Linked DNA regions of Mus musculus: region 2 is linked to region 1. A link is a loop called in an ENCODE intact Hi-C map of the cell type or tissue named here. Cell type or tissue: heart. All regions are shown on one strand. Links, peaks and the distances in the headings refer to the core of each region. The heading gives the core; the rest is flanking DNA. Region 1 holds the start of Stk11 (serine/threonine kinase 11). Region 2 holds the start of Cirbp (cold inducible RNA binding protein).

Region 1 (11,837 bases), core at 2,531-10,530:
CCAGGAAAATTGGAGGTTAACCTGTGCCAAATGGGTAGATTTTAGAAAGAGATAAAGGAGGGAGGGAGGGAGGGAGGGAGGGAGGGAGGGAGGGAGGGAGGGAGGGAGGGAAGAAGGAAGAGGAAGGGAGGGACAGACAGATGGTTGGGCAGATGGAAAGGCAAGAAAATCACAAAGAGAAAAAAATGGTAAAAAGGTACAGGGCTGACACGGGAGCACTGGAGGTGGAAGTTTAAGGTCATCCTTGACTACACATAACAAGTTCAAGGCCAGCCTGGGCTACTGGAGGAGACCCTGACTCCAAACAAGCAAACACTGAAGCAGCCATGAAGGTCAGGGAAGACTTCCTTGGGCCAGTGACCTTGGCTCTGCCCCATGTGCTAAGATTGCTGCAGCAGCTCATAGCCAGGGCAGGGTGGGGTCCTTAAGACAGAACCCTCAAAGGCCCAGAAGAGAAAGTCCTGCTCTTAGAGGTAAAATTAAACCAGGGCAAGGATGCCTATCAGGTGACTGAGACCCCAGCTTCTGCATCAGGTGGCTGGGGCAGAAGGCTGGCTGTGGACACGGGGAGCAGGACTTTCCTTATGTCAATTCCCAGCCCAGGCTTCTCCCAGCCTTCAGCTTGCCACACCGGAGGATGGGGACTTAGCCCTGAGGCTCCTATCCCAGACTCCCACTCTGCCACAGGCAGAGAGAAAGGTCCTCAGGCCTCTGTTCTCAGGGTACCCACTCTCACAAGGTAAGACAGCTTTGCCACATACTGAAAGCTGTCCAGCTCTTCATGCAGTGTGGGATGACCTTGATCTGATCCTGCTACCACACCTATCTTACCTATAAAATATCATATTAAAAACTATGTCCGGTGTCGTCCTGAAGCACTCGTTCTTTCCCCTTGGATTTTCTCTCTCTCTTTCTTCCTTTCTTCCTTTCTTTCTTTCTTTCTTTCTTTCTTTCTTTCTTTCTTTCTTTCTTTCTTTCTTTCTTTCTTTCTGTGTGTGGGTTTCAAGACAGGGTTTCTCTGTGTAGCCCTGGCTGTCCTGGAACTGACTCTGTAGACCAGGCTGACCTTGAACTCAGAAATCCTCCTGCCTCTGCCTTCCAAGTGCTGGGATTAAAGGCATGTGCCACCACCGCCCAGCGTATCCTGACCATTTTGACTTGTTGAAATCCTATTTATCTTCTTTCATATCTATGATGGTTTTGGCTAGCATGTGTGTGCACCACTGGCATGCAGTTATGAGGTAACCAAGAGGGTGTCGATCCCCTGGGACTAGAGGCATGGTTGTGAACCATCATGCTGGTGCCCTGAACTGGACCTGGATCCAGCAGCTGGTGTTGCACCCCCTGAGCCTCCTCTCCAGCCCCATAAACCCTTTGTTTTGATGGACTTGAACATCAAAGACAGTGCACATGATGTGTGGGCAACTGATGGTGGAGGTGAGGAGAGGGAGTCAGAGCCACACCCCACTTCAAGCTGGAGTTAAAGGCAGTTGTGAGTCACCCTAAATTCACAGAGACCCACCGGCTTCTGCCTCACCATTGATGGAATTAAAAGTGTGCACTATAGCCAGATGTGGTGGTACACACCTTTAATCCCAGCACTCAGTAGGGAGAGACAGGTGGATCTCTTGAGAGTTCAAGGCCAGCCTGGTCTACAGAGTGAGTTCTAGGACAGCCAGGGCTACTCAGAGAAACCCTGTCTTGAAAAAGCAAGGGGAAAAAAAGAGTGCTTCATGACAACACCGAACACAATTTTTTTAAAAAAGATTTATTTATTATTATATGTAAGTACACTGTAGCTGTCCTCAGATACACCAGAAGAGGGCATCAGATCTCATTACAGATGGTTATGAGCCACCATGTGGTTGCTGGGATTTGAACTCAGGACATTCAGAAGAGCAGTCGGTGTTCTTAACCACTGAGCCATCTCTCCAGCCCCGAACACATTTTTTTTTTTTCGAGAGACAGGGTTTCTCTGTATTGAGAAAGTGCTGGAATTAAAAGTATGTGCCACCACCACCCGCCTTTTTTTGTTTTTTTGTTTTTTGTTTTTTGTTTTTTCAAGACAGGGTTTCTCTGTGTAGCCCTGGCTGTTCTGGAACTCACTTTGTAGAACAGACTGGCCTCCAACTCAGAAATTCGCCTCCCTCTGCCTCCCGAGTGCTGGGATTAAAGGCATGTGCCACCATGCCCGGCTCAATTTTTTTTTTTTTCGAGACAGGGTTTCTCTGCATAGCTCTGGCTGTCCTGGAGCTCACTTTGTAGACCAGGCTGTCCTCGAAAATCAGAAATCCACCTGCCTCTGCCTCCCCAGTGCTGGGATTAAAGGCGTGCGCCACCACGCCTGGCTCAATTTTTAATATGATATTTTATTGAGACTTTCATACATGGTTTTTGTTTGTCTCTCTGTGTAGCCCTGGCTGTCCTAGAATTCACTCTGGAGATCAGACTGGCCTTGAATTTAAGAGCTTTGCCTCCTGAGTGCTGGGATTAAAGTCATGTGCCGCCACTGCCCAGTGAGTTTAGAGGTTTTCACTGGACAGTTTCTGGTGGGGTGTTTTGGCTCAAATTATCCAAACATTTATTAGAGTTTTTTCCTTTTTTTTCTTCTTGAGACACTCTTGCACTCTACAGCCCAGGCTGGCTTCAAACTCAAAGAGATCCACATGTCTCTGCCTCTGTCTCCCAAGTGCTGGCATTAAAGACATAAATGACTACTGCTGGCCTAGTTTTGATATTTTTAAAAAAGATTTATTTTATGTATATGAGTACACTGTAGCTGAACAAATGGTTGTGAGCCTTCATGCAGTTGTTGGGAATTGAATTTTAGGACCTCTGCTCGCTCTGGTTGGCCCTGCTTGATCCAGTCCACTCTGCTCCTTCAGGCTCAAAGATTTATTATTATACATAAGTACACTGTAGCTGTCTTCAGACACACTAGAAGTGGGCATCAGATCTCATTATGGGTGTTTGTGAGCCACCATGTGGTTGCTGGGTTTGAACTTAGGACCTTAAAAGAACAGTCAGTGCTCTTACCCACTGAGCCATCTCACCAACCCTAGTTTTGATATTTTTATTTTTATGTTTTCTGCTTCTTTGGAGGTTGTAATGGCTATTCCTGGTTGTCAGCTTGACTATATCTGGAATGAATTACAATCCAGAATTGGAAGGCTCACCTGTGATCCTGATCTGGAGGCTGGAAGATACAAGTTTCTGACCTGGATCTTGGCATGGAGATCTTGAGGCATAGTGACTATGAGTCCCAGGAGACTAAGACAGGGAGAGCTCCGAGTTCAAGGTCAGCCTGGGAAAAAACAAGTCCCAGATCCAGGCCGGGTGGTACACACCTTTAATCTGGGCCACACCTTCTGATAGAGACCTACAAGGACATTGGAAGAAGGAAGACTCCCTCTTCTTTGCCAGCACAGCTGTTGGAATCTACTGGCCTGTGGGACCGAGCAACTGTTAGATCTTTGGACTTCATTCACAGCTGACTGTAGTTGGAAAGTTGGACTGCAGACTGTAAGTCATCATCACAAATTCCCTTACTGTATAGACACTATCCATAAGTTGAGTGACTCTAGGGAACCCTGACTAATACAGAGATGGTAGCACTATGTAGCCCAAGCTGGCCTGGAACTCACTACGTAGTTGAGGGTGAACTCTTTCCTGCCACCGCCTGAGCCTCCTGTAAGTGTGACGTATGTGGCAGCAGGGATGGAAACAGCCTGGCTGCAGGCTTCATCTTTAGTCTGAAGTTTTCCCTCCTGGTGGCTTCTACCCCACCCCCCACCCCAGGCACCATTCCCATTGTGCTTCTATGGTCTGGAATCTGCGGCCTCTCAGGGATAATTCATGTTATTGAAGTGGTACTGAGTTCCCAAATTTACAAAGTAGCTGCTCTACTGGAAGTCACAGTTTTGGTTCTCAGCACTCTCACATGCCTGGTCACAACTATTTGCAACACCATTTCCAAGGTATCTGAGGCCTCAGTGGGGTCCTGAATGTGACAGACATACACACAGGTAAATATGATAAATCTCTAAATACTTCTAACTATATCTCTGACCCAGAGTTCTCACCAGAGTGATAACTCTTCCCGTCAGAGAATTCAGGGTAATGTCTTGGGGACATGAGAGGCTGTCACACTGGGGGAGCTCAGGTACAGATCGGGTAGAAACAGAATGTTGTCTATTGCCCCTGACTCTTTCTGGATCTGTCCTTGGAGTCTGTCAGGGGAAGGGTGGAGGTGGAGGAGGAGACTTCCTTATCACTGCCATAGTTTAAGGCAATGTCAGAGCAATGAAATGGAGGTGAAACTCCAGAGTCTCCCTGTGTGATGTGGGTGCTGGCCAGCAAACCTGTGTGCTCAGGAGAGCAGCCAGTGCTCTTCACCCCTGACCTGTCCCTCCATCCAGCCTGACTCTGTTTGTCTAGTCTGTGTTTTCCCTGGATTTCTGTCTTCACGTCTGTTTCTCTGATCTTTTTTCTTAATTTATGTGCTTGCATAAGTCAGTTCTCTCCTCCTTTTAAGTCCTGAAGGCTGAACACATGTAGAGCAAGCACTTTTCCCACCTTTCCTGGAGTCTAGGTCTCTCCCTCCCCCAGGACTCTCCTGGCAGTACACCCCGCCCCCTAGTGGCCTCGGAGGGAACCATAGACTCACGGATCTATGGACCTTGTAACCGGCCTGTGCGTAAACTTGTGTGTAGAGGGAGTCAGGCAGGGTGAGCACTCGTCCCTCAATCATACTCCAACCCTTATTTTTTATTCGTGCAGTTAAAAAAGGGCACAGATAAAAATAATTAGATTAACCACCCAAAAACACTGCAGCAGGTGAGTTGAGGCCAGCGGCGACGTCTTACCCAGCCACCTTTTTTGATAACTGTTATTTAAAATTCTGTGTTGTGTGTGTGCGCGCGCGCGCCTACCACGGAGTCCCTAGGTTCAGAGACAGCCTGAGGGAGGCATTTCACTCTAGCCACCTTGTGAACTTACGGGGATCGAACTCATGAAGTCAGATTTGACGTCAATCGCCCGCAACCTCTGAGCCATCTCACCAGCCCAGCTGCTCTTATTTTGCACAGGAAACGCTCCTCTCTATGCCATGGATCTCAGAGGCGCTACATTAAGGCTTCAGGTTCGGGAGTGTCGACTTTGGGCTACTTTTTGACCTTTGACCCCTCCCCCAAGGCCGTTAAGAGCAAGCCTGGGCTGGATCTCTTTAGGGATCCACGAGCCTCTCTCTCCACCCTCCCCCATGCCTCCAGTCGCGGCCGTTCCCCGGAGGACGTTGACGCGCGTGAACTCTAACCGGAGGCCCGAAACTCCGAGGTCACCACAGCCAGCCCAGAGGTTTCGCTGGCCCGTCGCGCTTGCTGACGGGCGTCTGCGACAGCCACTGGCAAATAAAGTCCCGCCCCCACACACCAGGGCCAACCACTGAGGGGCGGGGCTTGAAGCCACAGCCCACGGCCGCTCCCTTACAGTCGCTTGCTTACTCCCATTGACGGGCGTCTCAGACAACCAATGAGAATTTAGATCACGCCTTCTCAGATGGAACCCGAACTGTCCAATGTCAGCTCGGGCGCCCACCTAGATCCAAATAGCCCAATCCTCGTTGGCGATTGAGGCGGGTCCGAAAGGTGGGGCCTAAAGCTACAGCCAACTGCCGCGCACGTCGGCTCCGCGAGGGGGCGTGTCCACCGTTGCGACGTGCGACGACGGCGCGGCGCAGGGCGGTAAACAAGATGGCGGCGGCGTGTCGGTCTAGGAAAGGGGAGGCGGCTCACGGCGTCCGCGAGTGAGGCGCGAGTCGCCGAGGGCGGCGCCGGCGTGGAGTTGTCTCTCGCGGGCAGCATCTTTCTGCCTGGAGTTCGATTCCCCCCTCGCCGCTCCGGCCTCCTGCCTGTCGCGCGGCGGCTAGGCGGCGAGGGGGACGCGCCGCCTGGGGTGGTTTTTTTCCCCCCTCGGTCCCCGGAAGATTTCCTGTCCGGATTTCGTGTCCGCGACTTGCGGGTGTCCCGGTGTCCCGCGTCCGGGTGGAGTCTGCGCCCCGAGAAGTCGTAGAACTAAGGGGCCGCGCGCGGCTTCGGCGCGGGCCGGACATGGACGGCGCGGACCGGCCTCGACGCGGCCGCCTGGGCCCCTGAGCGCGGGGCCCAAGTGGCGAACATGACCTAGCGGCCCGCGCGCCGCGACGGCGGACCGTCGCCTCCGTCGGAAGCAGCGTCCCCGGGGACCCGAATTGGGGGGACGCGAGGGTTGGGGGGGCTCATTGCTTTTTTTTTTTTCATTCTTATTTTCATTTTTTTTCTCCCTGAGCACCTAGAAGAAAAGGGGAAAATCAAAAGTGAAGAATTGGCGCCCAGGAAGCGGACGTGGACCCGGTTGTGGGGACCGGGAGAGTTGTGGAGGTCGTTCCTGTTTTTCCCCGTTCCTTTTTTCCCCTTCTTGGAACATTTGGAAGAAGCGGGTGGGGGGGGGGGAATTCGAACTTGAAAAGAATTGGCGCTCCCGAAGGGGACGAGGACAAAGAGTGGGCCAGGATGGACGTGGCGGACCCCGAGCCGTTGGGCCTTTTCTCCGAGGGCGAGCTGATGTCGGTGGGCATGGACACCTTCATCCACCGCATCGACTCCACCGAGGTAATCTACCAGCCGCGCCGCAAACGCGCCAAGCTCATCGGCAAGTACCTGATGGGGGACCTGCTCGGGGAGGGCTCGTACGGCAAGGTGAAGGAGGTGCTGGACTCCGAGACCTTATGCCGCAGGGCGGTCAAGATCCTCAAGAAGAAAAAGCTGCGCAGGATCCCCAATGGAGAGGCCAACGTCAAGAAGTAGGTGCCAAGGGCCTGGGGCCGACGCGGGCGCTGCCTTGAGCTCCTTGGGCAGCCCTTCCTCCTACTTTCTGGCTCTTCTCTTTCCTCTAACCGTTTTCTCTTCTCATTTCCTTCCTCCTTTTTCATCTCTTTCCTTTTACTGCCTTATCTACCCCATCTATCCCTGAGCGTCACCTCGTGGGGTCTGTATGTTAGGGCAGCCTGCAGGACTGTCCTAGCAGGAGGTCGTGCAGCCAACTGCGCCTCCAGCCCCCCTCTTTGGGCCAGGTCCTGGCGCAAGTCGCGCCTGGCTTCTTTGGCGGGCGTTGCCAGGCGGGTGGCTAGTTTGTTTACGCAGCTAGAGGGAACCGGTGGGGCCAAAAATAATGGTGAAGGGGGTGGGGGGGGTAGCCGGCCAGTGCTTGCGCAGGTCCCTGCGGTGTCGTGCGCGTAGTTGGCGTCGTTGGCCCGTGGGGACTCTTTATCGCCTGCTAGGCTTGGCGGAACTTGGAAAACTTCACCTACCGGCTTCCAAGAAGGGGCCTTATCTTTGGGACCAGCACTGGCCACACTCTGCCTAACTGACCTTGCCTCTGGTCCTGTCCCAGGAAAGGCTGGCAGCTTCTTGTTTTTGCCAGCTGGGCACTGCTTTGAGTGGTACGTACAGGAAAGGAAGGTGGACAGATATCCAGGATCAGATGTGTGGACCCAGGGGTGGAGCAGGGCAGGCTGGTGGCCTAGGCTCCTCTCAGGACCTCCTTGGCCTTTTTTGTAGGAGTGGTCTTAGGTCAGTCTTGCACTGGGGAACCTGGGCACCCAGCATCAGGTGTTCCTTCAGAGGCCTGAGCTTGGAAATTCCTGGCTTGAAATCATTGTCTCAAGGTGGAGGTGCCAGAGGTTGCTCACCTCCAGGTGGTGTCTGCTGGTCTCCAAGGCAAGTGGCTTCCTTTGGCTTCAGGGTAATGGTTCTTGGAAGCCCACCATGTCTGGGAGGCTGCCCAGGCCTGCATCCTGGCTTGGGTCAGCTGCAGTCCTTGTAACACATGGCAAGCCTGTGTGCTCTCTCTGCCTGTGACAGAGGGCCCCAGAGCTCTGTCTGCGACTTCCTAGCCCTCACCTGCTGCTTTAGGCTTCCTGCCATCTCAACACCCAGGTTGGGGTGTGGCTTGCAGAGCCAGGCAGGTTCAGCTGAGAGAGATTGGTCCCTAGATCCTGAAGTAAACCCCCCCCCCCATGAATTAGTGATGCTGGACACAGTCAACACTGGAGGTCATCAGGACTGGGGAGCTCCTACACACTAGGGTGATATAAGGAGCCTGCACGGTTCCTCAAGACAGGAGTTGGTCTGGGCAAGTAGACACATGCCTCTCATTGCAGTGCTGGAGAGACTGAGGAAGGAGGATTGCTTCTGTTTCTAGACCAGCTAGGAGTGCATGGGAAAACCTGGTTTTATAAGGGAAACTGGTTGGTAGGGTGAAGGCCCCAGGACCCACAAGGTGAAAGCAGACTCAGTTCTCACAAGTTTGCTCTGACTTCCATGTGTATGCTGTGGCACATGTATATACACACACAAGATAAAAACCAGGAGGAGAAACTGAGGCAAAAGCTGCAGACTGACACACTGCCCTGCAGTAAGGTGCTTGACTGGCAGGATACAAAGCCAGGTATCTCCATGGGAGTGCTGGTGTTCCCCACTTCCTGAGTGGCTCCTGCAGGGCAAAGCCTAGGGCTGCTGCACCTGCTTGTGTGATCCCCACTCAGCCACAGCCTGGAAGGGGCAGCTTGGCGGGCAACAGCTGGTGCGGGCAGAAAGGCTCCTTTGTCTGCAGGGGCTTAATAGACTGCACTCCTGTTGTCTCTCTCACGGTGAAGTGTCTGGAACCTTCCAGGCAAGCCTCTGGGGTCCTGTCCTCCAGTCTGCACACAGAGCTTTCTCCTTCCAGTACCATACTGTGGATGCATGCCAGGGCGTCAGGTAGTGTAGTGCCTCCGTTCCTGGCAAGGCTGCAGAGACCTGTGCCCTTGGCTCCTGTCATCCCCACTGTGAGAAGTCGCAATAATTTTTTTTAATTTTTATTTTTTTTAACGTACATTGCTGTTTTGCCTGCATGTGCATCTGTGTCAGATCCCCTGGAACAGGACTTAGAGATAGTTATGAGCTGTTATGTTAAATTGAACCCAGGTCCTCTGGAAGACTAGCCAAGTACTTTTGGCTACTGATCCATCTCTGTAGCCTCAAGTAGCATGATCTTAGTACCAGCTGATAGGAGAGTTGAGGAAGTTGCTGGTGACCTGCTGCTAGCTCTATGGCTCTATGGCTTTGAAGCCCCCCACCCCTCAAGTGTACTGTGGTTGTCCTGCTCTGCCTTACCTGTGGGGCTTTGTGTGGTTAAAACCCCATGTAAACCCCCTGGGTGCATGGGCCTTGTTGCCACTTGCTTGTGCATAGATATACTTTGAGATGAGACAGGTTGATAAAGCCAACCCAGAATACGGTGGGGATGAGGCTCTTCCATTTCCATGTTGTCTGTATGGTGTAGTGGAAGGCATGGATCTCTCTCCAGCTGATGCCCTCACCACCAGGAGAATGCCTCTGTATGCTTGCTTTTTGTTGGTGTTTTGTTTTCTTGTATTGTGTTTCCCCCATCTAGCCCTGGGTGTCCTGGAACTCACTTTTAGACCAAGTTGGCCTCGAACTCAGAAATCCGCCTGCCTCTGCCTCCCGGGTGCTGGGATTAAAGGCGTGCACTACCACTGCCTGGTAACATTCTTTTTTTTTTAAGATTTACTTATTTACTTTATGTATATGTGTACACTGTAGCTGTACAGAAAGTTGTGAGCCATCATGTGGTTGCTGGGAATTGAATTTAGGACCTCTGCTTGCTCTGATTGTCCCTGCTTGCTCTGGCCCAAAGTTTTGTTTTGTTTTGTTGTTTTTTGTTTTTGTTTTGTTTTGTTGTTTTTTTCGAGACAGACTTTTTGTGTAGCCCTGGCTGTCCTGGAATTCACTTTGTAGACCAGGCTGTCCTCAAACTCAGAAATCTGCCTGCCTCTGCTGGGATTAAAGGCATGTACCACCACTGCCTGGCTCATTTGGTTGCTCTTTGCTAGTTGCAGGTCATGAGTGGTCAGCTGTGCCTGTGCTCTCTGAGTCCACTAGGTGGGGGCTCCTGCTTGTCCTTGCTCTTGACCCTCTTTCCTAGTTCCCCTTGCTTGCCCTGTAGGCAAGTGGTTAGGGCTGAAGGCCGTGCAGCCGAAAGCTGGGTCCTGGCAGTGTGGACCATGCCTAGTTGAGTTGCCTGTCCTTTGCAACTTGTCTGGCCACCATCTCTTTTGGGGATAGGGAGCACCTGCCTGGGCAGAGTGGCTTGTGCTGGATGGTCACTGGCCACTTAAAAGACAGGGCAGACAGTGTGTTCAGCTGTTGGGTGTCACCACCCTGTCCAGATCTGCACCTGTCTGCGTTGCTGGGGCCATGGGAAATGCTGGCAGCTCTCCAGGGACAACTGGAGGCCATACCATGGTGACTGGCAGGCTGTGTGATGTGGATGGTGAATAGTTAGGACATTAGCGAGGTGTAGGAAACACCCTGGACTTTGTTGGGTTTTCAGCCCTCAGATCACAAAACATCCAAAGCAGCCTTGATGAGCTGCTCTTGCTACCTCCCTGCCTGCCTGCCTGCCTGCCTGCCTGCTCCTGCTGTGAGGCCACCCTGTGTGCCCACACCCTGAGTGCCCACACCTATGCTATAGCCTCATGTGGCTTACTTTGTTGTGCCTGTGGCATCTAGAGATCATCCTCAGGTGTCACCTCTCAGTGCCCAGCACTTCCTTTCATACTGATAGGAACCTGGAACCTGTGACTAGATGAAGTGACAGGGCTCACCGGTATACACCACCACAGTCGGATATTTATGGGTATTGGGAGATCAAACTCAGATTCTCTGGCTTGCTTGTCAAGATTTACTGTCTCCCCAGTCCACTGTTAGCTGGTTTCTTTGGCAGGGAATTGATGCTTCCACAAGGGAACCATGTTGGTCCACAGACTCAGTACGGGGTAGCCAGCGCACTGGAATGACAGGATGGAGTATCTGCTGTGCGGGCAGAATTCAGGACTCTGCATCAGGCATGGGTCACACTTTTACTTTCCCAGTGCCAGACCCTGTCACTGAGCTCTGCTTCCTAAGAACTGAGTTGGGAGTGTCCCCTCTCTTAAGTTTAGAGTCTGCTTAGGATGTGGGATGTCTGTTTTATTTTATTTATATGAGTACACTAGCTATCTTCAGACACACCAGAAAAAAGAGGGCATCAGATCCCATTACAGATGGTTGTGAGCCACCATGTGGTTGCTGGGAATTAAACTCAGGACCTCTGGAAGAGCAGTCAGTGCTCTTAACCACTGAACCATCTCTCCAGCCCCTCACCTGCTTTTCTTAGTTACCTAAAAGAAATCCTGAACACAGGAGGATGGCAAAAAGCCCTGAAGCCAGGTGGTTGGGGTCCTTCCTGGGTCTGAACCTGCCCGGGCGCTTAGGCTCCCTGATGCCCTCAAGTACTTTCCTGTGGGTGAGAGTTGGATGCTGGAGGCTTCAGTAAGGTGGTTTTGTTTGTTTGTTTTTATGAAAACTTTATGAGTGTTTTGCCTGTATATTGTACTCCAAATGTACCTGGGTAACCAGAAGAGGGCATCAGATCTCCTGAAACTAGAGTTCTGGGTAGTTGTGAGCCATTGTATGAGTGCTGGGAATTGAACCAGGGTCATCATCAGCCCAGGTTAGCCTCAAACTCATAATCCCCCTGCTTTAGCCTCCTGGGTTTTGGGTTGCAGATACATAGCACCATGTCCAGTCATGAGGATGCTGTGCTACTGTCTCATCCACTTGTCTTCTTGCTGTCACCTAGCACCTGACTGAGGCCACTGAGGAAGGAAGCGATTGCAGGCAGAGTTCCTCCCTGTGGGGGAGGTACCTAATGACGAACATGTCACAGCATATCTGCAGGCAGGAGGCAGACTCCTC
Region 2 (11,837 bases), core at 1,410-9,409, 49 kb after region 1:
CGTCATCGAGGGGAGGGCGTCCCGTCCGCCCCCGCCTGAGCTTCGGCCCAGGCTCCGCCCCCATGGGAAAGGGCTCATTGGTGAAACCTCCTTTCCGTCTTCTAGAAGTACCAATAGCTCGAGGTTGCCTTCTGGAGGCGGGACTTTAGCCTGGCAAAGCCGAATGCGCGAGCGCGGAGGCGCAGGGGCCCCGCCCCACTGCCCGCGTGTATGCAAACTTGGGGGCGGGATTCGCAACGCAGGCTTGACGGCTGCTACTGGGCGGGGACGGAAGAGGGGGCGTCACTGGGGGCGTCGCACGTGGACCCCCCAGCACAGGCGTGCCACGAGCACCCCCGCTTTGCACACTGGCATTTCCTGCCGCTTCTACTTCCAGTTGACTGACCTTCCCCCGTTCCCCTACAGTTCCCTGCCTCTTGGGAGGACTTGAGGATGGAAGGCAACCAGTAGGAGGGGGCTTTGCGGGACGAATAGGAGTTTGCCATGTGTTGTTGGAAGAGAGATAGGGTGTGTTGCGGCTGCATTCAGGTCAAGCTATGAAGGGGTTAACGAGATAGGAAAAAAGAAAAGCTGGTAAGGGCCTTGAAGGAGATCCCCCAAGTCTAGACTTGAGTAGATGGGGGTGGTGCTCCTGGCCATGACCCTGGTTATAATCACCCTTTGGGAGGTGGAGGCAGAAACAGTAGAACAGGTTTGCACTGCACGAAATTCCAATCATCCGGAATAAGCTGCGAGGGCTGATGGAAGGGATGGAGGATGGGGAGGGCAAAGATTTTAAAATGCATGCTCGCACTTTGGATGATCAGAGAACGACCCCCGGCCAGGGACACCAGGTCATCATCAGCTGTCTTTGCCCGTGGTCTCCATAAAGAAGTCAGGGAGAGGTGGGTGGCGCACAAGTGTCATCTCAATACTCAAGAGGCTGAGGTAGAAGGATGAGTGCAAGGTCAAAACCAGTCGGTGCTTATGCCCAGGCTGGCCTAGGGTGAGAAGACGAGAGTAGAGGCTGGCGACAAGGAATGGTGGTGTTTGCCAAAGCCGCAAGAGGATAACCTCGCAGATGGGCAGGTCTCTGTGACCAGGCAGCCGGGGGCGGGCAGAAAGAGGTCACTACGGGTCATGGCTTCCTGCCAGAGTCTGGAGTCCCCTGGGGGGAGGAGTGGCCACTTTCCAGTCGGGACCTGGGGACCTGGCAGTAAGTTCTGAGATGTCAGAGGTCTGGAGGTGGCTCCGCGTGGGCAGCTAGGAGGAGCAGAACCCGTGGAGGAGGCCAGAGATGGTACCCGCAGGGCACAGCCGCCCCCGTGGGGCCCCAAACAGCTCCACCCTCCTGCCGGGCCTTGGGAAGGAGGCTTTGCCGGCGACGGCTGGGCGTGGAGATCTTCCCAGGAGTCTGATTCCAGCCCCACCCACGGCCACCTAGTCCTCCCCGGTGTCACGCGGGGCAGGTGAGCCGCTCAGCCTGCCAGGTGGAGGAGGAAGGCTGTCACCTGCAAGACTCGCTGCTCCTCCAGGGCAAGGCTGGCTGGTTCCTTGGCTTGGTCCCTTCAAGGTTTTTTTTCTATTTCTGTCTCCATCCAAGCCCCTCTATTTTCGTCTTTTCACTGGCTGTCCCACCCCTCCCCTCCCCCACTTCCGCCCCCTTCTTCACCCTCCCCCCCTCACATTCCAACCTCCTCCCCCGCCCACAGACGTGGGGCCAGCTGCTGCTTTGGGTGTCCAGGGGACGGATAGGGAGGTAGGTCAGAGGTCCTCTGAGAACAGGCAGGGAGTGTGTGTGTGGGGGAACAGGAGATGGTGCCCCTAACCCTTCTGGAATGTGGGCGGAACAGGCCCTTATGGAAGAAGGAGCTCAGCCTTCACCCCAGCAGGCAGCCGCAGACAGCTGTCATGCCCCACAGTACTGAAGCAGAACACCACTAACCAAGAGGCCTCCAGACACTCAGTGCAGCTGCACAGGCCAGGAGCATTTACTGAGGACTTTGGGCCTGGTTCCCATTGCACAACACCCCATGTAACTCATCCATACCCCACACTTTGGTTCTTGAGCATCCAGGGTCATACATGTCCTAGTGAGTGTTCCTAGATGAAGATGAGGTTGGAGATTGCTAGTTCAAGGTCAGCCTGGGCAATTTAGTGAATGATATGCAACCCACACACACCCACACCCACAGCTGGGCAGGCTGGGTACATAACTTTGTGGTAAGGGCTAGTCTAGCATGCCTGACGTTCTGTGTTCCCCACAGGAAAAAAAGGAAGAAGAGTCAGCATATGTTTATGTTTGTTGTTTTAAATTGACTTCTTTCCTGTGTATGAGTGCTTTGTGTGAGAATAAGTATGTGCACCATGTTCATGGCTTCGGGCTGGCAAGCCACAAGAGGACTTGGGTTGAATCCCCTAGGACTGCACTTACAAATGGTTGTAAGTTATTGTGTGGGTGCTGGGAGTCCACTGGAACCCCCCCATCCCCAAAGAGCAGCCAGTGCTTTTGACTGCTGGTATATTGCTCTTGCCCCAAGAGTTGGGATATTTACACCCAGGTCTGAAGGCAGCCTCCTCCTTCAAACACAACCACAGGCCAGCCAAGGAGAAGTCGGGGTCTCCTTGCACTGCCTCTGGTCGGACTGGTGGGAAATGTGTTTGCTGGAGACAGATGTGCCCTAAGAAAGTGACTATTATCTTGTCATCCCAGCACTAGAGAGGCAGAGACAGGAGGATCAGAGTTCTAGGTCACTGTCCGCTACACATGGCCTTCTCGAGGCCCTGTCTCACAGGGACAAAAAGGAAGAAATTTGCAGAATCTTGGAAATCCGCACAAATTGGGGCAGTTAGGTGTCAGCTCAAGAGTTGGCAGCCAGAGAAGACATCGCAGAGGAGGAGGCAACCCAGCTGCCGCCCTTGACCTAGTCCCCATCAGACCCTGGAGGCTCCCCAGATCCCACTCACTTCTCAGATGAAGCAATGGGGTCAGGGAGGTGCCTGGGTGCCGCCTACCCAGACAGCTGGGCCTGTGGGCTACAGCTGACCCTCTGCACCTGGGTGGACAGGTGTTCCAGGGTGTCCGCTTGCATGGGGACCCTCCAGGCACCATGAGGTGGACAGATGCTTGGTGACCTGGGGATTTGTGCACACATGTGACTGTCCCTATGCAGCTAAGTGCAGAGGAAGTGCTGCAAACCACCAGCCCGAGGCAGAAGCGTCTTTGCTTACCTCTGTTTCCAGGGAGCCTGTTAGTGTGTTACCCCTACATGGAAGGCCACACTACTGTTAGATATGTGTTTGAGGGGGCATACTGTGAGTGGACAGGATGGAAGAGGGGTGGCTCTTCCTGCCCCAGGGGTGATGGGGTGGAGGTGGCCCTTGCTTAGCAGCATTTGAGAACCCTTTGGGGTAGATGCCTTCCAACCCCTCCCTTCCACTAGTTTTAGGAACCCAAATAGGTCAGTTCCCAGGCTGATGAACCTAGCTTCCAGGGCTTGCTGGGCATCACTGTAGGGTTGCTGGTGGTTTTTTGACATCTGATACAGTCCTTGTGCCTTTAGAATGAGTGCATGTTCCTGCTCCTACAGCCCTGACCTGGCTTCAGTGCACTGTTTTCCAGTCCCAGACATTTATTAAAGGCAGGCAAGTAGCCGGGTGTGGTGGCGCATGCCTTTAATCCCAGCACTCAGGAGGCAGAGGCAGGCGGATTTCTGAGTTCGAGGCCAGCCTGGTCGTCTACAGAGTGAGTTCCAGGACAGCCAGGGCTGCACAGAGAAATCCTGTCTTGAAAAACCCAAAAAAAAAAAAAAAAAAAAAAAAAAAAAAAAGGCAGTTAAGTTAAGCAGGTATAGGAAACCCGTGAGGACCTTCCACGGGATCTATCAGATACCAAAAGCATGTCGAGTCTGTGACTGTGAGCCCAACAAGTCTGCTGCAGAGGGCGTGGATGTGCATGTGTATGGCGTGGCATGTCATAGGATGTGTGTGCTGTCTGAGGCGTCCCTCTGCCGCTCAAGGCCCAGGTCTGGGCAAGAGCCTGCAGGGCCTGGCCCTCCCAGGCTTTCCTATTTCCATTCCTGGGGTGTGACTCAGGGCTGCAGGAGGGATGAGTCACAGGAACTTGAGCCTAGCCCGCCCTGGCTGCAGACCCCTTCCAGAAGCAGAATGCAGTCTCTTTGAGTGGCAGAGAAATCAGAGCCCACTCTGTAGCAGAAAGGCAAGCTTAACCCTTACAGGTGATTCTGGACTCACTAATAGGGAGAGCCCAGGTGCCTCTGACACAGCTCTCTGTTGTGCCCACCCAGGAACGTGAGTCACAGGCATAGATGGCTACATTACCTCCGTGGGTGCTGGCCCACCCAGTCACGTACACCTAACCCTGCATCTACATCCAGGTTGTGTTCGTGTATGTTGGCGTCACAGCACCCTGCCCACCCATCCTGTCCTTAGGGAAAACAGGTCAGTCATGCAAAGGTGACTGTGTCCTCTTCACACATATTTAACAAACCCATTTCCTCTGTCCACAGGATCCAGATGTTTTCTCTGAATCCTTACATTTCCATCTATGTCCCTCCGGGTCTTCTGCCCACGTGCACACATGTGCGCCACACCTGGCCACACATGCATAGGCTGCATCTTCCACCCTGGCTCTGGTCCCAGAGGATAACTAACTGGGATAGCTAACTGGGCGGGTTCCAGGCTTTGCCATCACGGTCCCACTTGTGCGCCCCCGCCGGGCAGAGGCCAGGTGCAGTGTCCCCGGCCCCCGCCCGGCCGAGAAGGGGGCGGTAATTACCGGGCCCCGGGGTGCCCCCCCCCCAACGCGCCTTTCATCCCGGGCCACGCCCGTCCCCAACCCAGACGCTTATTACCATCTCCCGCCCGGTCATTAGCCTGGGTCCGGGAGGACCCGGCGGGCGGACGGAGAACCGGGGATGGGGAGGTGGAGGCGTCACCCCTCGTCGTCTCTATAGCGACGCCCAGCAGCGGAGTGGGGTGCAGGGTAAGCCCGAGATCAGGACTGACTGGACTCGCCTTCTAGGGGTGCAGCTGACACCCTGCCCCCCTCTCGGATTTATACAAGACACATGGGATCCCTTTGGGAGTAGTACTAGTGTCCCGATGGGCGACACTGGGCCAACTGCTCTGCCCAGACGCGCAGGAGCAAACCTCGAGCGTGCAGTCCAGCTACCACCGAGCTGGGCACAGCGAAGGTAAACCAGCACTGACACTGACAGCTCTGGTTTCCGTCAGTGATAACTGTCCACGATGGCGACGTCTAGTGGCCATAGCCTGGCCAAGCAGCTGGTGGCCGCCTGGAAAGAGGTGGGACATGAGTCCTGAACACTCCAGCCGAGGCTGTAGCGCCCTCTCCTGTCCTTATCGGGCAGAGAGCACTATTTGGGATTTGCCCGTGGTTCAGGGATTCACAGCGTTGGTGGATATGAGGTGTGTGTAAGAGAGAGTTTCAGACTCCTTTAAAGCCCACCAAAAGAAACAAAGGGTCATGGTGGCAAGCTAAGCCACCTGTCCACGTGGTCACAGGTAAGTACACGGGACACGCTTTAGACACAAGTACACCAAAGGCGAAAGAAAATGCACCCTGAAGCCGTATCCATGGGTCAGACATTTTCACGCTTTTCTGGGGCTCGAAAATGGCTATGGGTAATGGTGGAGCCCGGCCCAAATGAGCCGGTTAGTAGTAAGCTTAGTAAGTGGGTGCTGGTTGAATGAATGAATGAATGAATCAAAGACTGAGTACGGCAATTCTCAAAACCAGGAACTGGAAGGTGCCAGAATGTGAGCCAGGCTAGGGGCCCAGCATGATCCTGGGAGCTGGGATTACAGGGATCCAATTTTCCCTCCTGTGGGCACATTGTAGGACTGTTGCTTCTGGCTCTGCTGGCTTGTGGTCCAGCGGTCCCTGCAAGGCACGATCCCCTCCCCTCCTGGATTGCGCACATTGAGGGAGGGAAGGCATCTTGGTCTCTCAGCTCTTTTTAATAACCTCCTTGCGTGAGTGGCTGACGCAGCAGGCTGCTCTGACGGGGATAGGAGGGCTGCGTGCAGAGAGCGAAGTGCAGAGGGGGTGGCCATGAGTCACCAGCTGCTGTCTAGGGGGAGGGGAGCATCGAATCCCTGAGGGGTCCTGGCATTCTTCTCCTGGTGACAGCTGGGTCACCTCGACCAACTTCATCTGAAGGTCAGTGAGTCTGAGGCTTAAAGCAGGGTTGGGATGTCTCAGTTCTCAAGTCACCAGACTGTACTCTCTCCAAGGGGCAGTGCTGAAGTGTGGATTTCCTATCACTGATATCTAGGGAGATGTCTGCACTGGCTTGTTCCTCAGGCCATATATTAAGCAGAAGCCATTGAAGTGAGAGGTGAACTGCCTTAGATGGGGGTTAGTTAGGATCCTTACATAAAACCGGGCGTGGTGGCGCACGCCTTTAATCCCAGCACTAGGGAGGCAGAGGCAGGTGGATTTCTGAGTTTGAGGCCAGCCTGGTCTACAAAGTGAGTTCCAGGACAGCCAGGGCTATACAGAGAAACCCTGTCTTGAAAAACCAAAAAAAAAAAAAAAAAAAAAAAAAGGATCCTTACATAGGCTACTCAGGACTCAGGACTCTCAAAACCACAGTGGAGGGAGAAGAAAATGTAGCCTGGAGACATGGGTCTGTTATCACAGCTACTTGGGATGTGAGCCTACGGATTTCAAGGATAGATTGAAAAATGTAGGTTGTCTCAAAGGATCAAATGGCCTAGTGGTAAAGGGCTCTTGCAGAGGACGTGGGTTCAATTCTCAGAATCCACATAAAGGTTCACAGCTGTCTGGACCTCTGCATCCAAAGGATCCAGCACTCTCTTCTGGTCTTTGTCAGCGCAAGATAGGCAAGTGCTGCATAGACATTCAGGCAAACACCCATATACATAAAATTAAAATACACTTTTTTGTTTTGTTCTCTGTGGTGTGTGTGTTTAAGAAGGCTAAGGATGTAGCTTGGTTTAGCCACTACTTAGAATTCTGCAGTGAGGGGTTAGGGGTGTGGCTCAAGGATAGAAATCCTTCCATGGCATGCTTGAGACTCTGGGGTCTCTTCTAGAAAATGCAGGTACACATTGAAAAGAGTGGTGTTTTGCCATCTGTGTGGTAATGTACACCTGGTTGGAGATGGGCAGAAATCAGGGTTCAAATGGTCGTTATACAGCAGGTTGAGATTTGTAGGAAAACTGAGTTGGGTGCAGGAAATCTAGAGAAAATCTTGACATTGTGATTAATACTGGGATGGAAATTTTAGGGCTGATCTTATGGAGTGTCCTTGGGGTCCAAAGAACTGTTAGGCAGCAGTTGTATTGGGAGGTACTTTTGGACTAGAGTAATTCGGTGGTTTTGGTTTCATGAGCAAGAACGGAGAAGAGGGGCAAGCAAGATGACTCAGTGGATAAAGCTGCTTGTGGCTAATCCTGAGTATGATCCTTAGGACCTACATGATGGAAGGAGAGACTCCATCTGTCTTCTGGCTTCACAAATGCGCCTCAGTTAAATAACTGTAATTAAATATTAAAAGAAAAAAAAGAACATAAAAGTGTTGAGTCGATGAGTCAAGGTTGGAGCCATATTTGGGAGTCTCATTGAGGTAGCAAAAGCTCTTTGTTCCCCGCCGCAGGACAAACGGGTCGGGAACGCGGAAGTGGGTCAGCTCCGCCTCCAAATCAGCTGTCCCCGCCTCCTAGTCGCTAGCGGGCGGGGGGTGGGGGGGAAAAATGCGGCCAGGAAAGATTCCAGCCAATCAAAACACTCAGCGCCTCCGCGCGGACTAGGGCAAAGCCAACGGAGTCCCGCCCCTCCACCGAGGCGCAGATGCCGAATCTAAGGCGTCGGATTGGTCAGCGCGGCGTGGTGGGCGGGTTAAGGGGCGTGGCTCCAGGAGTGGAGTATATCAGGCGGGACTCTTGCGCTCCCCCTCGCACTCGCGCCTTAGGAAGCTTGGGTGTGTGTGGCGCGCTGTCTTCCCGCTCGCGTCAGGGACCTGCCCGACTCAGCGGTGAGGGCTCTGGCGGCACCGGCTCTGAGGGGCCCGGGGCGGCGGGCGGCCTGTGACTCTCGGGCGAGGCGGAGCCGCAGCGGCACGCCCCTGGGACTTGGGGGCGGGCCCGGGTTGGAGTCCGCCCCGCCGGCGGCGAGGCGGGCAGCGGGACACTGGGGCCTCACGCTTGTCGGAGGGCGTCCTCCACCGCGCGTCATCCCCGGGCCGAGGCCGACCTTAACGGTGGGCTTTTTTTTTTTTTTTTTTTTTTGTAAAATGGCCGCCGCGATGCTTTGAAAAGCTTCGCCGGCGAAATGGCGGGACTGCCGAGTGCCCGGATGGAATGGCGCAGGGTGCGCGCTTGGCGCATGCGCTGCTCCGGGGGCGGGGCGCTCCTACCTCCAAAGTCCGGTTGTCCGCAGATGTGGAGCTGTGTCGCGTGCGACCCTTTTACTCCAGCTGGCTCTACCTCGGTTTTCTCTTCCCTTGTGGTTCCACGTGGGGAACAAAAAAGCACATGTAGGCTTGAATGTTGTCCTTTTGTGCCCCAAGTTTATTGCCCCCAAGGTAGACTGGTTTCGTGGTATAGTGGACTTATTTTCCAAGTTGTCGGTTGCCAATAATGACTTTGTCTAGATACCACGCCCCTTTCGCTAGCCACGCCTCTTGGGCCAACCTCCTTTCTCCCTTGAGTCCATCGTGCAAAAACATTTCTCTAGTCCTTGGCTGAGTAAGCGAGGCATCCCACAACTGGCACACCTCCAGACAGTACCCTAAAAGCGTATTTCAGTAGTGAAGTTTCTCTGGCCCAACAACTCTATGCTAGTGAGGGTAGGCAGTCACTATCATTTCTGTCCCCAACCACACACATTTGCAAAGTGACCATGCCATTTTGATCCTAACCTTGGGATTCTCTGGCCAGGTGTAATCAAGACCTAGAATCATTTAAGGTTAGCCTCAGCTGTATGACAAAGTATTCCATATGCCTTTGGGATGATAAAAGCAAAAAGAGTTCCCTCTTGTGTAGCCCAGAAGGGTATTGAACTTGCTGTGCAATTGTATTTGGTTTTGGATTCTGTTCCTTTGCCTCCAACTCCCACAGGCTAGGCGAGATGGGTATTTGTTTTGAAACAGTCTCTCAAACTGATCCACAGTGTCCTTTTTCTCATTGATCTTCCCATCTCGGTGACTTGAATGGCTGGATGAGAGGTGTGAAAGAAACCCCACTTGAAGCTGAGGTTTCCCAGTAAGACCATGGGGTCCTCTCCCCCCACCCCCATGCTTCCCCCCTAGCCCCCCCCCCCCAGTTTCTTTGTGTACTCCTGGTTATCCTGGACTCTCTTTGCAGACCAGGCTGGCCTCAAAACTCACAGAAATCTGCCTGCCTCTGTCTCCCAAGTGTTGGGATCAAAGGCATATACCACCATGTCCAGCTGTGGGTTACTTTTATTTATATACATACATACATACATACATACATACATACATACATACATACATATGTAGGTAAGGGATGGGAAGAGGCAGCTTTAACTCCTTAAAGCTTTCAGTGACTTATCCTTACAGGTGTTCCAAGGCCATCCTGGACTATAAAAGGAGACACTGTCTCAATTTTTTAAAGGCAAAGAATGTGGGGGGCTGAAGAGTTGGCTCAGGGGTTGAGAGCACTGCCTGCCTGCCAGAAGACCCAGGTTCAATTCCCAACACCCACATGGCACCTCATAACTAACTCCCAAGATCTGACAGCATCAGAGACATATATGGAGACAAAACACCAGTGCACATAAAATATGTTACTCTTTTTTTTTTTTTTTTTTTTTTTTTGAAAAGCATATTCTTAAATATGCTATTTGGCTTCAGTTTCTGGAAGGGGTGGTGGTTAAGGCAAACATCTATGGTGTGTGCATAGGCTGCCATGGCATCAGATGAAGGCAAGCTTTTCGTGGGAGGACTCAGCTTCGACACCAACGAGCAGGCGCTGGAGCAGGTCTTCTCCAAGTATGGGCAGATCTCCGAAGGTGAGTCTTGGGTCAGGATCATTGTTCTCGGCTTCTACTTGGGGGTGGGGGTGGGGGGCAGAGGGCTGACTGGGCACATCTAATGTCTCTCTCCTGCAGTGGTGGTGGTAAAGGACAGGGAGACCCAGCGATCCCGAGGCTTTGGGTTTGTCACCTTTGAAAATATCGATGACGCTAAGGACGCCATGATGGCTATGAATGGGAAGGTGAGGATCAGGTCAGCCAATTTACCTTGGATAGGTCTGGTGTGGAATCGGGTACAGTGACCCTAACTTTCTCCTGCAGTCTGTGGACGGGCGGCAGATCAGAGTTGACCAGGCTGGCAAGTCTTCTGACAACCGGTCCCGAGGATACCGGGGTGGCTCTGCTGGAGGCCGGGGCTTTTTCCGTGGGGGACGAAGCCGGGGCCGAGGGTTCTCCAGAGGTGAGTGCTGGGGTGCCTTGGCAGCTGGTGGTGGCACTGCAGCAGGAGTAGGGACTCCCTGACTCTGTTCTCGATCATCTACAGGAGGAGGAGACCGGGGCTATGGAGGTGGCCGCTTTGAGTCCCGGAGTGGGGGTTATGGAGGCTCCAGAGACTACTATGCCAGGTGAGCCAGATGGGAGCCTTGGGGAGGCTCAGCCTCGGTGGTGGCAGCTGGGCCTGGGAGGAGGGTGCACCAGGGGAAGGGCAGACTAGTGTAGGTGGTTTGGTTTTGTTCTCTACTGAGAACCAACTCTTGCCAACTATACCTGGTACGGGGCTGAGCCTGGGTGTCCATGTGTGTCCTTCCACAGCCGGAGTCAGGGTGGCAGCTATGGTTATCGGAGCTCGGGAGGGTCCTACAGAGACAGCTATGACAGTTATGGTAAGTCTAGCTCCAAGGATGCCATCTGAGTGGCTGCGGTTGGGCTCGGTGAACCCTTGTGTCCTCAGAGCATCTTAAGCCGCTCAGCCTTGGGCGCAGCTACCAGGCCTGCCGTACAGGTCAGGGCACCAGGTGCATGAAACCCTGTGCCACCTCCCACGCGCGCGGGCGGAGCACAAGCTCCAGTGACTTTACACTGTCCCGCTTCTGTCCTCAGCTACACACAACGAGTAAAAGCCCTCCGCGTCCAGATCGTCCTTCCATGGCTGTAATTAAGATGGGGGAGCTTCGCTGATCGTTGTGTAGTGAGCACCTTGTTCCCACTTTTGTAGTCCTTTCCGTTCTGACCCGTCAGCAGCCTGCTTCTGACCCAAGATGGCCTCGTGACTAGACCTGTTTTTAAGGAAGCGCTGTCTGTTTTTAAGTATTCTTAAAAACGTTTTGGAAAGCACTTCAGATTTTACTGTTTACCATGAGCCATGGGTTTTTGTTTTTTCTAAATTGTCGGGTTGTGTGGGTTTTGGTTACTCGTTTTTGTTTTTTCAGGTTTTTTGGTTGTGGCTTTTCTTTTTTTTTCTTTTTTTGTGTGGTCGCCCCTGAAGTCTGGCGCCCCACCCCTCCTGAGATGGAATGGACTCGATTTGAGCAAGCCATGGCCCTCCAGCTCCCCAGCCCGGCTGCGGAGTTGCAGCAGGTCCTGCCCATCGGGCACATGTCTCAAGCCCATGGGGAGCATAGCAGTCCGGGAGGCTGTGGAAATGTTTATTTATATTGTCCTTTTTTACCGAAGACATGCATACTCCATCGATGTTGTATTCACAGTGGCTGAGGAATTCTTGTACGCAGTTTCTTTGGCTTCACGAAGCCGATTAAAAGACCGTGTGAAATGAATCTCGCTCTGACCATTTCCCTTTCATTGCCGACACTGAGCTGCGGCTCCGTGGCCAGCAGAGCAGCTAGGAAGG

What was found. Hi-C counts contacts between places; a loop is a spot of excess contacts. Peaks named below come from ENCODE experiments on the same cell type or tissue, not always from the same donor. Only the 100,000 strongest peaks of a DNase experiment are listed, where the experiment ranks them.
Region 2: it touches region 1 in a loop (6-fold over the local background); 2 of 42 quality-filtered maps call a loop at or near these places.

Annotation. Positions count from the first base shown.
Region 1 is chr10:80,110,070-80,121,906 of GRCm38, forward strand. It overlaps Stk11 (serine/threonine kinase 11), which reads left to right and starts at 5,726. Exons shown (of 10, transcript NM_011492.5): 1 at 5,726-6,838. The coding sequence starts at 6,549. In heart, for the core only: CTCF peaks have their summits at 5,659 and 7,155; DNase peaks (open chromatin) are centred at 4,652, 5,522, 7,262, 7,817 and 3 weaker places; H3K4me3 peaks cover 5,243 bases; H3K27ac peaks cover 3,697 bases.
Region 2 is chr10:80,159,893-80,171,729 of GRCm38, forward strand. Cirbp (cold inducible RNA binding protein) reads left to right here and starts at 7,947. Exons shown (of 7, transcript NM_007705.3): 1 at 7,947-8,024; 2 at 9,916-10,024; 3 at 10,124-10,230; 4 at 10,310-10,448; 5 at 10,533-10,614; 6 at 10,802-10,872; 7 at 11,090-11,763. The coding sequence starts at 9,922. The coding sequence ends at 11,106. In heart, for the core only: a CTCF peak has its summit at 5,322 (motif pointing left); DNase peaks (open chromatin) are centred at 5,269, 7,869, 8,349, 8,649 and 8 weaker places; H3K4me3 peaks cover 6,804 bases; H3K27ac peaks cover 7,870 bases.